Regions from separate parts of the Homo sapiens genome. Here regions 1, 2 and 4 are each linked to region 3. Evidence: chromatin contacts called from ENCODE Hi-C or POLR2A ChIA-PET data. All regions are on one chromosome and are shown on one strand. Each heading gives the region's core, a stretch centred on a gene start or an enhancer-like site at or near the end of the contact. The rest is flanking DNA. Distances are from core to core; before and after follow the strand shown. Region 1 holds the start of DNAJB13 (DnaJ heat shock protein family (Hsp40) member B13). Region 2 holds the start of TPBGL (trophoblast glycoprotein like). Region 3 holds the start of POLD3 (DNA polymerase delta 3, accessory subunit). Region 4 holds the start of UCP3 (uncoupling protein 3).

Region 1 (2,785 bases), core at 181-2,680, 640 kb before region 3:
TGGATTTGGGATGTGCATGGAAAACAGGGCTCTGCTGTACTCAGAGAGGTGGAGCATAACTCCCTCACTGTAAGGGTGGGCCGCACAGTGACTGCCTTCCAAAGAGTGCAATACAGCAAGTGGGGAAGGAGGGCTGGCGCGGTGGCTCACGCCTGTAATCCCAACACTTTGGGAGGCTGAGGTGGGTGGATCACTTGAGGTCAGGAGTTTGAGACCAGCCTGGCCAACATGGTGAAACCCCGTCTCTAGTAAAAATAACAAAAATTAGCCGGGCATGGTGGCACATGCCTGTAATCTCAGCTACTTGGGAGGCTGAGGCAGGAGAATCGCTGGAACCCGGGAGGCAGAGGTTGCAGTGAGCTGAAATTGTGCCACTGCACTCCAGCCTGGGCGATGGAGTGAGACTCCATCTCAAAAAACAAAAACAAACAAACAAAAAGAAAAACACCAAACAAATTCCAATTGCAGGACATTCTACAAAACACCTGACCATTATTACTTAAACTGTCAAGGTCATCAAAAACATGGAAAGTCTGAGAAACTGTCACAGTCAGGAGGCACCAGAGGAGATGCAACAGCTAAGTGTAACGTGGCATCCTGGATGGGGTCCGGAACAGAAATAAGATATTAGGTTAAAACAACTAGTAAATCTGAATAAAATGTGGATTTTAGTTAATAATAATGTATCAATATTGGTCATTATTTGTGACAAATGTACCATACTAATGTAAGATGTTAATAATAGGGGAATGTGAATGCAGTGGCTCACACCTGTAATCCCAGCACTTTGGGAGGCCAAGCCGAGCCCAAGAGTTCAAGACCAGTCTGGGCAACATGGTGAAACCCCATCTCTACAAAACATACAAAAATTAGCCAGGCATGGTAGTGCACGCCTGTGTCTCAGCTACTTGGAAGGCTGAGGTGGAAGAATCCCTTGAGCCTGGGAGGTTGAGACTGCAGTGAGGTGTGATCCTGCCACTGCCCACCAGCCTGGGTGACAGAGTGAAGACCCTGTCTCAAAAACATGATAATGATAATAATAATAATAAAATAGGAGAATGTGGATGTGAGGTATATGGGAACTCTCTGTACTGTCTTCTCAACTTTTCTAAACTCTAAAACTGTTCTAAAATAAATGTATTTTTAAAAAATTAGCCAAATGCATTTCTTCTAAAACCTTTTTATTAAAACTAATTACTGCTCTCTTTAAAAACAAAAACAAAATAAAACAGAGCCCTGTGAGTCTTCAATTTCCGAGTTGAGTGACCTTTCACAGGGTCGCAGAATCAGCCCCAGCTCTCCCCCAGTCCTTTCACTGACTCCTCTCTGTGGCAGAGCTGAAATTTGTTTAGGGAAGTGGGACTACAACTCCCAGAGTGCACCTGTGCGGTTGTCAGGAGCAACCAAGGAAGCCAACTAACAGCCTTGCTAGAGTCTGAGGACTATCCAGGGCCTGACTGCCAGCTAGCCAGCCATGGGCCAGGATTATTACTCTGTGCTCGGGATCACTCGCAATTCAGAGGATGCCCAGATCAAGCAGGCGTAAGTTGGGGTGGGAGCCAGGCCTTAGGGGTGTGCTGGGGCAGGCCCTGCCCTCTTCTCTTCCAAAACGAGCTTTCCTGCACAGCTTAGCGCAGACAAGGTAAACCTTGTTCCTCCTTTCACTTCTTGCATACCTGTATCCTGGCTTTGGTCTGGGTCAGGGCCCAGGTTGGAAATTTGAACTCTTTAGTTCCTCAATCTGCTCCCAACCCATCTCCCTTTATGCTCCATGCCCTATATCCTCTCCTGGGTGCCTTGCTTTTCCCAGCAATGAAGTGGGGACAAAGGAGCCATTTGAACTTTATCTTGAATATTATGGAGAACCAGAGGCTTGTGAACAAGGGAGTGGCCAGGCCAGATGGATGTTTTAAATTCAATTCTGGCCATGATGGAGGTTTTCAGCATTGACTAAACTACATTCCTGAATACTTCCATCGGATCTTAAGGACGTTCTGGCTCGTTCCTAAGAAAGCCTACAACAGGAGTCAGTACATTTTTCTGAAAACATGTTTTTGTTTTTTGTTTTGAGACGGAGTCTTGGTCTTGTTGCCCAGGCTGGAGTGCAATGGCGTGATCTCGGCTCACCGCAACCTCCACCTCCTGGGTTCAAGCGATTCTTCTGCCTCAGCTTCCCAAGTAGCTGGGATTACAGGCATGCACCACCATGCCCAGCTAATTTTGTATTTTTAGTAGAGATGGGGTTTCTCCTTTTTGGTCAGGCTGGTCTCAAATTCCCGACCTCTGGTGATCCACCCGCCTCAGCCTTCCCAAGTGCTGGGATTATAGGTGTGAGTCACCGCACCTGGCCAAAAACATGTTTTTTTTTTTAACAAATATTTATTGAGCGTCTACCACAAGGGTTGAGAGGGTACTTCACTCCTGCTGCAGTGGTAGCAGCTGGAGATAAATGTCGGAATCCGACATCGACACTCCCTTACCTCATGCAGCTAGATTTTGTTGCTGAATAGATGTTGAATAAGTCACCACAACTGTGATGAGTGTTACAGAAGAGGAAGTATGGGGGGCTGTGGAAGTTATCTTGGAAGGAGAGAGACCCTTTAGGAGGCTGTTCGTGGTAATCAAGGCAAAAGATGAGGCCAGAGAAAGGGGAGGGAATGGACTTGGTAATTAAGTGGATCACTGGAGGGTGAAGAAAAGAGGAGTCCAGGATAACTCAATCAATTAAGTTAGGCAGTGACAATAGGTGTATGTTTTGAGTGTGTAGGTGCTGTTCTGAGAACTT
Region 2 (2,726 bases), core at 208-2,707, 650 kb after region 3:
TATGTCTTTATGAATTTATGGACACATGCCAGGACGCACTCAAACCTACGATCCTATGTCCACATATGAATGAGTCTGCATGGACTTGCATGAGACACATCTGAGCTCTCATACCTGGGAGAGTTAAGACAGGGGGTAGGGAAGAGAGAGGGGCTTGGAGGAGGGGAGAGCTGGGAGACCCCCATCATCACCAGCTCTGTTCCTTAATGTTGGTCCTTGCCCAAGACCCAGGCCACTGCAGGGTCTGCCTCTTCTCCTTAAGTGGTATTGATCCTTTGGTCGATCTGTTAAATATAACCTCAGGGAAGGAGTCAACATAACAACCGTACCCAATTCAGGAGAAAGAGACTGATTCTTGGGAGGAGGTGGGGAGCCTCTATTCCAACCAGCTCTGCTGATACCCGAATGGCCTGCGGATCAAGTGTCAGCCTCTCCAGCCTGAATAATTCATGCTAAGGCCAGGAATCCTCCCTTCTCAGGAGCCTGTCTCTTTAAATCAGGTTTAGAGCTTCCCAGTTCTGGGGGAAAAAAAATCCAGAACAAAACAAATCTGTAAACAGCTCAGCCCCCCCACCCTCAGCCCTGGCCCCTTCTGAGACCCCCAACTCCATGCTGCAAAATCTGCTCCTGCTCTCCCAACCTCTGGTGCCCCAAACCCCACTCACAGGCGGAGAAGCCTGGAGGGACTAGTTGACAGTGTCCAACGGAACCCCAGGAGTCTTAAGAGGTTTGGGGGCAGGGAGTGAAAGCAAAGAGCAGAATCACTACACCCCCGGGTCTCTGTGCCTAGGACAGTGCTTGGCAGAGAAGCCCAGCCCGGTGGAGGAAACCACACGGGGGAACTCCTGGCAGAGGCAGAGCAGCCAGAGTTGGTGGGTGGGAGGGGAGCGGGTGCCACAGACTTCTCCTGAGAATGGGATGGGATGGGATGGAGAAAAAGCTGGTCCCATAGGACCTGCAGGGGTGGTGACACAGCCAGGTCTAATGGAACTAGGGTCGCAGAGGAGGAAGCAGAGACTGGGGATTTTCCAGTCTCTCTGCCTTAGGAAGAGGCCGGAAAATGAGTAACTTTCTCAGCCCACCCCTCATCCCTTCCTCCGGTAGTAGGAGCAGCTCTAAAGTCCTCCCCAACCCCCGAATTCTCCCTGGTGGTGACCCACCTGCCTGCTCTCCGCAGTCGGGCCCCGCCCCACACGTGCTGGAGAAGGAGGAGGAAGGACCCAGCTTAAATGTTGGGGGTGGAGGAGGAGGAAAACCAAGTCGGAGCCTCCAGGAGCCAAACTTCTCGGCAGCCCGGAGGGGCGGGGGCGGAGAGGATGAAGAGAAAGCGCAGCAGCCGACAGCCCTGATTCTCGGGAGCCTCCCACCCCGCCTCCCACGGCGAGGAGGGCGCGGAGACTCCGCTGGGGGCGGAGGACGAGACCGGGAGGCGGGGAGGGGGGAGGCAAACCCTGCCCACTCGGCTCGGAGCCCGGAGCGGCCGCGGAAGCCGGAGGCCGGCGCGCAGGGCGAGGGCACCGGGGGCGGGGGGCTCCGCTCCCCGTCTGACCCCTCTTGCCCCCGGCCAGTCAGCCAGTAAGTGCGGCTCCTCAGACTTTCGAGACAGCGAACGGACCGACCGGGACTGCCAGCCGCTCCGGGTCAAGGACTCGCCCCACCCGTGCCCCCCACCAGGCGCTCCCAACTCACTGGTGAGCGCGGCGGCCCGGGCGCTGGATGCGGGGGCGGCCGCGATGGCCCCGCGCGCGGGACAGCCGGGGCTCCAGGGGCTGCTGCTCGTGGCGGCGGCGCTGAGCCAGCCCGCGGCACCCTGCCCCTTCCAGTGCTACTGCTTCGGCGGCCCCAAGCTGCTGCTGCGCTGCGCGTCGGGAGCCGAGCTCCGCCAGCCTCCGCGGGACGTGCCGCCCGACGCGCGCAACCTCACCATCGTAGGCGCCAACCTGACGGTGCTGCGCGCGGCCGCCTTCGCCGGCGGGGACGGGGACGGCGACCAGGCGGCGGGCGTGCGCCTGCCGCTCCTGAGCGCGCTGCGCCTCACGCACAACCACATCGAGGTGGTGGAGGACGGCGCCTTCGACGGGCTGCCCAGCCTGGCGGCGCTCGACCTCAGCCACAACCCGCTGCGCGCCCTGGGCGGCGGCGCCTTCCGCGGGCTGCCCGCGCTGCGCTCGCTGCAGCTCAACCACGCGCTGGTGCGCGGCGGCCCCGCGCTGCTGGCCGCGCTGGACGCTGCGCTGGCACCGCTGGCCGAGCTTCGCCTGCTGGGCCTAGCGGGCAACGCGCTGAGCCGTCTGCCGCCAGCCGCCCTGCGCCTGGCGCGCCTGGAGCAGCTGGACGTGCGCCTCAACGCGCTGGCCGGCCTGGACCCCGACGAGCTGCGCGCGCTGGAGCGCGATGGCGGCCTCCCCGGGCCGCGCCTGCTGCTCGCCGACAACCCCCTGCGCTGCGGCTGTGCCGCACGCCCCCTGCTGGCCTGGCTGCGCAACGCCACGGAGCGCGTGCCCGACTCGCGGCGCCTGCGCTGCGCCGCCCCGCGGGCGCTGCTAGACCGGCCGCTACTGGACCTGGACGGGGCGCGGCTTCGCTGCGCGGACAGCGGCGCCGACGCTCGCGGAGAGGAGGCGGAGGCCGCCGGCCCGGAGCTGGAAGCCTCCTACGTGTTCTTCGGGCTGGTGCTGGCACTCATCGGCCTCATCTTCCTCATGGTGCTCTACCTAAACCGCCGC
Region 3 (2,858 bases), core at 111-2,610:
CTCTCTCTGTTTCCCAAGCTGAAGTGCAGTGGCATGATCTCGGCTCACTGCAACCTCCACCTCCTGGATTCAAGACATTCTCATGCCTCAGCCCTGGGAGTAACTGGGACTATAGGCACGTGCCACCACGCCCGGCTAATTTTTATATTTTTAGTAGAGACAGGGTTTCACCATGTGGGCCTGGCAGGCCTCGAACTCCTGACCTCAGGTGATTCATCCCCCTAGGCCTCCCAAAGTGCTGGGATTACAGGCGTTAGCCACCGCGCCCGGTCTGCTACCCTATTTTAAACCACCACTATCTTTCACTTAAAAATCTCAGAATGTAAGTTACATGTGAACAGGCTCGGTTTATTATTGCTCATAGCTGCAGCCCCAGCACCTCAACACTCAGAATAGTATCTGGCCTTTCTCAGGATTTTGCTATGCTTTGAATGAATGCATGTCGCGACAAGCCTTTGAAGTAGGTACTGTTATTATTCCCATTTTATAGATAAGGAAATAGGCTCCTAGTGGCTAAAGAATTACCTAAGTTTACACAACAAACAGCAAAACCAGGATTCAAACCCAGTAAGTCTGACTCTAGAGCCCACTCTCTTACGCACTACACCTGCGATACTGAACTGCACCGGCTTATGCTGAAGTCAATTATTAAAGATTTTTGCGGGGGTGATACTAGGAGAAATTTGAGTTGAAATTCCCCAACCTGATAACTTTTCTCCAAGTTTTCCTGAGAACACAGCTCAAGCGCCTCTTCACAGTCTCCTAGGCACAACGATTTGGTTTCTCCCAAGTCTCTCTCATCCGCCTCTTCTCCTAACAATCCAGAGATAATGAACTCTTTTCCAGCAAATTCTCCTGCTTCTATCCGAAACACTCAGCCTCTCCTCAACCCCTCTGGAAAAACCTTCCCTAATTTCTCAACTCTGAGGGATTATAACAGGCAGTACTTTTCCCCAGTTGGCAGCACTACTAAAATTACTTGTTTTCAATAGTCTCCCCTTTATCCTGGCTTTCCCGGGTTTCATCACGCGCAGCCAACCTCGGTAGGGAAATATTATACCCAATGACATCTGTTGAGAGACCATATTCACTAATGTTTATTACAGTATAATAATAATTGTTCTATTTTATCGTTAGTTATTTTTGTTAATCTCTTACTGTGCCTAATTTATAAATTAAACTTTATCATAGGTACGTAGGTATAGGAAAAAACCAGCCAGGAGGCCCCGCACTTCGGTGTTTTCTACTAGCTCTGCCTACCTCCGTCTGCGCCGTCTCCCTGACTAGTTTGACCCTTCGAGGGCCGCCGTAGTGCGTCGCCTCCGTTGCCGGGGAAACGACCCGGGACCTGGGAGGGAGCAAAGACGTTTCCCGCCGGCGGGAGCTGTGGCTGTGATTGAGAGAGGGGTTAGAGGCGGGTCCCAGCGCTGCCGCACCATGGCGGACCAGCTTTATCTGGAAAATATAGACGAGTTCGTCACGGACCAAAACAAGATCGTGAGCAGCTACTACTGGGGAACGCGGGCGTGCGACCGGGGTCCTGGGCCCGGCTAGGGCGGCGGGAGCCTTGACCCTCTGTCTGCTTGTGGCTTCGTGGGGACCAGGGGAGACAGGTCCCCACGAGGGGACCTGGGCGAGCTCTGTGCCCCAGAGCGAGCGAGGACTCGTCGGGAAGGTCCTCCAGCACACACGGAAGTCCGCGTCCCTTGGGTGGGCGTGCTGGGAACAGAGCCTGGGGCTGGAGCCGCGGAGACCGGGCGCGGAGGGAGGGCCGTTGGCTGAGAGTTCTAAGGCGTCCCTACACCTTTCTTTTAAGGTGGTTGGCGTTTAAAGTTTTAAGTTTACAGTTGAGGAAATCGTGTCTTAACTGTGTTAAGTTACAAGTTGCGTAACCTCCAGATACTGTTTCCTCTTCCTGGAAATTTAAGCATTGATAGAGGTTTGATCCGCTTCACACGGGTGAGGAAAAGATCGAGCGAATTGATGGATGTGAGTGCACTTTGCAAACCGTGATGATTGAGTGCCTGCTGTGTGCCAAGGCACTTTAATCTTTACAGTGACCTCCCCGCACCCCATCCCAGGTCGGTGGTGGTATCCCGAGATGAGGAAATTGAAGCTGAGGGGCCAAATAACTTGTTTATTTGCGTTTGGTAAGGGATAGGCAGTTTTTCAACCTAGGTCTGTCCTCTTACTAATGCTTTCTTCTACATCACACTGCCTTTGCCTAACCTGTGCAAGTCTTCTAACTATTGGAAGCTTGACATTTGGAATTGGAAGAGACTTTGAGAGAAGAGAGTGCAGGCATCCTGGGTCTAGGAGGGATGAAGGCTTGATGCTGGTAGTTCCCAATCTAATCTCTTATAAAAATATTTACCCACTTTTTTCGTTTCCTGACCCCTGCACCACCTGTGCCCTTTAATGTTTGCATGGGTGCAACTTTCTTTAGAAGTTTCTGAGACATCACACTTCAAAGTCATCTAGCTTCTGAATGAGTTTTAGGATGGCTTTGGCTGGTGGCCCCCAAAAAAAACATCATGAGGAAAGGGCCTGAGTAAAACAAGGAATGTGAGGAAAATGAGAGTTTTTTCTGTTAGGTATGTTCAGCTTGTCTTTTTAGATTACTTTTCATTAGTTCATGAAACAAACTTCTTAGCATTTTTAAGATAAATAGGTCCTGCCTACCCAGATAGATAGTTCTTGGGAAAACTGCAGTGGCATTTATTGTAATTTGTAAGGCATAATCATCTAAGAATAGGAATCTTTAGCAACAGACCTTCGGGACTGATGTGCACTCTGGAGTCATCTAATAAAACATTTGAAAAATTTTTTCTTGTTACAGGTGACATACAAATGGCTGA
Region 4 (2,870 bases), core at 333-2,832, 580 kb before region 3:
TCACTGCAGCCTTGACCTCTTGGACTCAAGTGACCCTCCCACCTTCAGCCTCCCGAGTAGCTGGGACTACAGGTGTGCATCACCATACCCAGCTAATTTTTTATTTTTTGTAGAGATGGGGGTCTCTCTATGTTGCCTATTCTGGTCTTGAACTCTTGGCCTCAGCGTGATCACTTGACAAGAGGGGCAGTTCTTAGCCACTCATGGAAAATGGAATGGATGGACACAGACTCAGGTCAAAAGCCCACCTTGGGGCTCTAGAACTTTCAGTAGTCAAGCTGCGGGAGGAGGGAAAGCCACAGTGGTGGGCACAGGTAGGAGGTGCCTTGAGGCCAGCACTCCCCAATCTTCTTCCCAATTCACTCCAGACTCTCCTAGACCCCTAGCAGCCGGCAGCCTTTTGCCACTGGCCAGTGGAGGAAGAAGTCAAAAGTGGAACCCTCATTACTGTAGCTCTGCTGGGGCTCCTGAGGGATGGGATGTTCTAGTCAGCATGGTCCATTAATGTTTGCTGGTTGCTTCTTGCACCAGATACCGTGCTGAGGGCTTTACAGACACTGACTGATTTGATCCCTTCATAAGGCTACAAGTAGTTGCTATTATTATTCTCATTTCGTAAACCAGGGACCTGAGGCTTCCAGGGCTTTTGCTAGTCATACAGCTGAAGTGCTGGAGCTGAGATTGGTGCCCACGTTTGTCTGACATCTGAAGCTGCGCCTGTTTCACTGCCCAGAGAGTCTCAGACTTCAGGGAGAGCCAAGGATCCCTTGAGCTGCTTGTTTACAGAGCAGATTCTCAGCTCTCAGCCCCAGAGATCCTGATTTAGGTCTGGGGTGGGGCCTAGGAATCTGCATTAGGAAAACTCCCTGTGGTAGCTCTGAAGCAGGGGAAGAGGACCCCATTTTGAGACATCCTACCCAACACCAGTTGCCTCCCCAACTCCAACCCACCCTCCCGGCAAAGCCTTCACAGCAGCCCACTGAAGAAGCCGTCTGGGCAGAGACCATGGGCTCTGTAAAGCTCCCAGCAAATGACCTGGACCACGCCTCAGGTCAGAAGTGCCCCTGTCATCCCTACTCAGGAAGAGGGCCCCAGGGTCCTCATGGAAAGAGAGGGATTTATGCTCTGGAGGAATCGCAGAGATTCTGGGGCAGGCAAAGAAGAAAGCCACTTCCTGTCTATGGGGATTTGCAAAATCCCACCAGAGGCAGCCAGCAAGGCAAAGGGGGTGTGAGTCTTGAGTGAGTGACACGGGTGTTGGGTTCAAGCCCCAGCCCTGCCACAGTACCCTCATCAAGGCCACAGCTCCCTTTTCATAAGGTGGCGGCTGGACTGAATCTCTATCAGGTCTGACAAGCTGCAGCTAGTGAGCCCTGACTGCTCGGGGCTGCTCTCTGAAAGCCTCCAATGAAAGGGAGAACAAGGAGAAGGGAGAGGGAGAGGGGAAGGGATGAGGGAGGAGAAAGGGGTCTTACCTGTGAGTCCTGCCACGGCAGGGGCAGCACAGGGGCTCCCTAGGGCTCCATCCCAGGAGGTGGCAGCAGGGATTGGATGGCCCCTCCTTGTCATTCACTGTTGTCTCTGCTGCTTCTGGCTTGGCACTGGTCTTATACACACGGGCTGACCTGAAACCTTATCCTAGAGAAGTTGGTTGACAGCCTGATCACTTGACAAGAGGCTGGCTGGTGAGGGCAGTGAGGTGAGAGGGGAGGTGAGTGAGTTCCAGATCTGGTTCAGTCCTCTTGACTTGGGGTGCTTTAATATAGCTCCTTTAAGCTGTGGACGCTTCCTTGGTGACAAGGGTGTATGGGGGGGTGGACCTGCTGCCACTTTTGAGTCCAAAGGTCAAGGCCTCCCACGATAGGCTGGGCACAGCTCTCCCAGGTCTCTTAATAATAATGTCATTTCTTTGTGCCTACTATGTGCTAAATATTTTACATACATTACTACTATTTTCCACAATCCTATGAGATAGGTACTATTAGGATTCTATTTTTTTTACTTTTTTTTTTTGTAATTTAAAATTTTTTAGTAGAGACGAGGTCTTGCTGTGTTCCCCAGGCTGGTCTTGAACTCCTGGGCTTAAGTGATCCTCCTGCCTCAGTCTGGCAAAGTGCTGGGATTATAGGTGTGAGCCACTGCACCCGACCTAATTTTTTTTTTTTAAATTACAGATTTATTGATATAGAATTCACATACCGTACAATTCATCTGTTTCAAGTGCACAATTCAAATGGTTTTTAGTATATTCTGAGTGGCACAACCATCAACACAATCTATTTTAGAACATTTTCATCACCCTCTCACCCTGGAAAAACTCCATACACATTGGTAGTCACCTCCCTTCCCCCGCTCCCCAGCCTCAGGCAACCACTAATCAATCTACTTTCTGTCTCTATAAATTTGCCTGTTCTGAACACTTCCTAGAAATGGAATCATCCAATATGTGCTTGTTTGTGACTGGCTTCTTTCACTTAGTATAGTAATGCTTTCAAAATTCATCCATGTTGGAGCCTGTATCAGTATTTCGTTTCTTTTTAGTGCTGGGGATCCTAAAATCTTACCACTTATTTTACTGAGGAGGAAATGGAATCTCAGGGAAGTCATGTAGCCAGCACGTGGCGGGGCCTGACTCCAGCCTGTAAACTGTAAGGCATTTTGGGCTTATCTACTGTGACCACCATTCTCTCCAACATGACACTTGGAGGCTTTAGCATGGACACTGCTGGAGCCAAGGGAGCTGGGACCTGGTGGAAGGGTGCCCCACAGAAGCTACTGGAGGCTCCATCTGTGGGCACTCAGAGTAAGGGCTGGGCACAGCTGAATCGGGCCCCAGGTGATGGGGGAAGGGGAGAAGAAGAAGAGAAGGG

The links. A loop is a pair of places that touch in the nucleus more often than their neighbours do. ChIA-PET counts read pairs that join two places held with the same protein, here RNA polymerase II (POLR2A). Pooled maps may share reads with other maps.
Region 1: a pooled map shows a loop between it and region 3 (4-fold over the local background). The contact joins the promoter of DNAJB13 here to the promoter of POLD3 in region 3. A Hi-C loop is called at or near these places in 1 of 168 maps with a recorded cell type or tissue (gastrocnemius medialis) and 3 of 50 pooled maps. POLR2A ChIA-PET finds 5 or more read pairs at or near these places in 1 of 52 experiments (activated CD4-positive, alpha-beta T cell).
Region 2: a map of naive thymus-derived CD4-positive, alpha-beta T cell shows a loop between it and region 3 (6-fold over the local background). The contact joins the promoter of TPBGL here to the promoter of POLD3 in region 3. A Hi-C loop is called at or near these places in 1 of 168 maps with a recorded cell type or tissue (naive thymus-derived CD4-positive, alpha-beta T cell), 2 of 37 single-sample maps with no recorded cell type and 7 of 50 pooled maps.
Region 4: a loop to region 3 is called in a pooled map, with 2.5 times the contacts of the local background. The contact joins the promoter of UCP3 here to the promoter of POLD3 in region 3. A Hi-C loop is called at or near these places in 3 of 50 pooled maps.

What each region holds. Positions count from the first base shown.
Region 1 is chr11:73,949,596-73,952,380 of GRCh38, forward strand. It overlaps DNAJB13 (DnaJ heat shock protein family (Hsp40) member B13), which reads left to right and starts at 1,431. Exons shown (of 8, transcript NM_153614.4): 1 at 1,431-1,542. The coding sequence starts at 1,475.
Region 2 is chr11:75,239,317-75,242,042 of GRCh38, forward strand. TPBGL (trophoblast glycoprotein like) reads left to right here and starts at 1,458. Exons shown (of 1, transcript NM_001195528.2): 1 at 1,458-2,726. The coding sequence starts at 1,734. It overlaps LOC124902717 (a long non-coding RNA gene), which reads right to left and starts at 554. Exons shown (of 2, transcript XR_007062783.1): 1 at 330-554. RefSeq lists a silencer at 2,364-2,613.
Region 3 is chr11:74,591,222-74,594,079 of GRCh38, forward strand. POLD3 (DNA polymerase delta 3, accessory subunit) reads left to right here and starts at 1,361. Exons shown (of 12, transcript NM_006591.3): 1 at 1,361-1,497; 2 at 2,840-2,858. The coding sequence starts at 1,438. RefSeq lists an enhancer at 1,023-1,656.
Region 4 is chr11:74,007,503-74,010,372 of GRCh38, forward strand. UCP3 (uncoupling protein 3) reads right to left here and starts at 1,583. Exons shown (of 7, transcript NM_003356.4): 1 at 1,476-1,583. RefSeq lists a silencer at 878-1,058 and an enhancer at 1,192-1,831.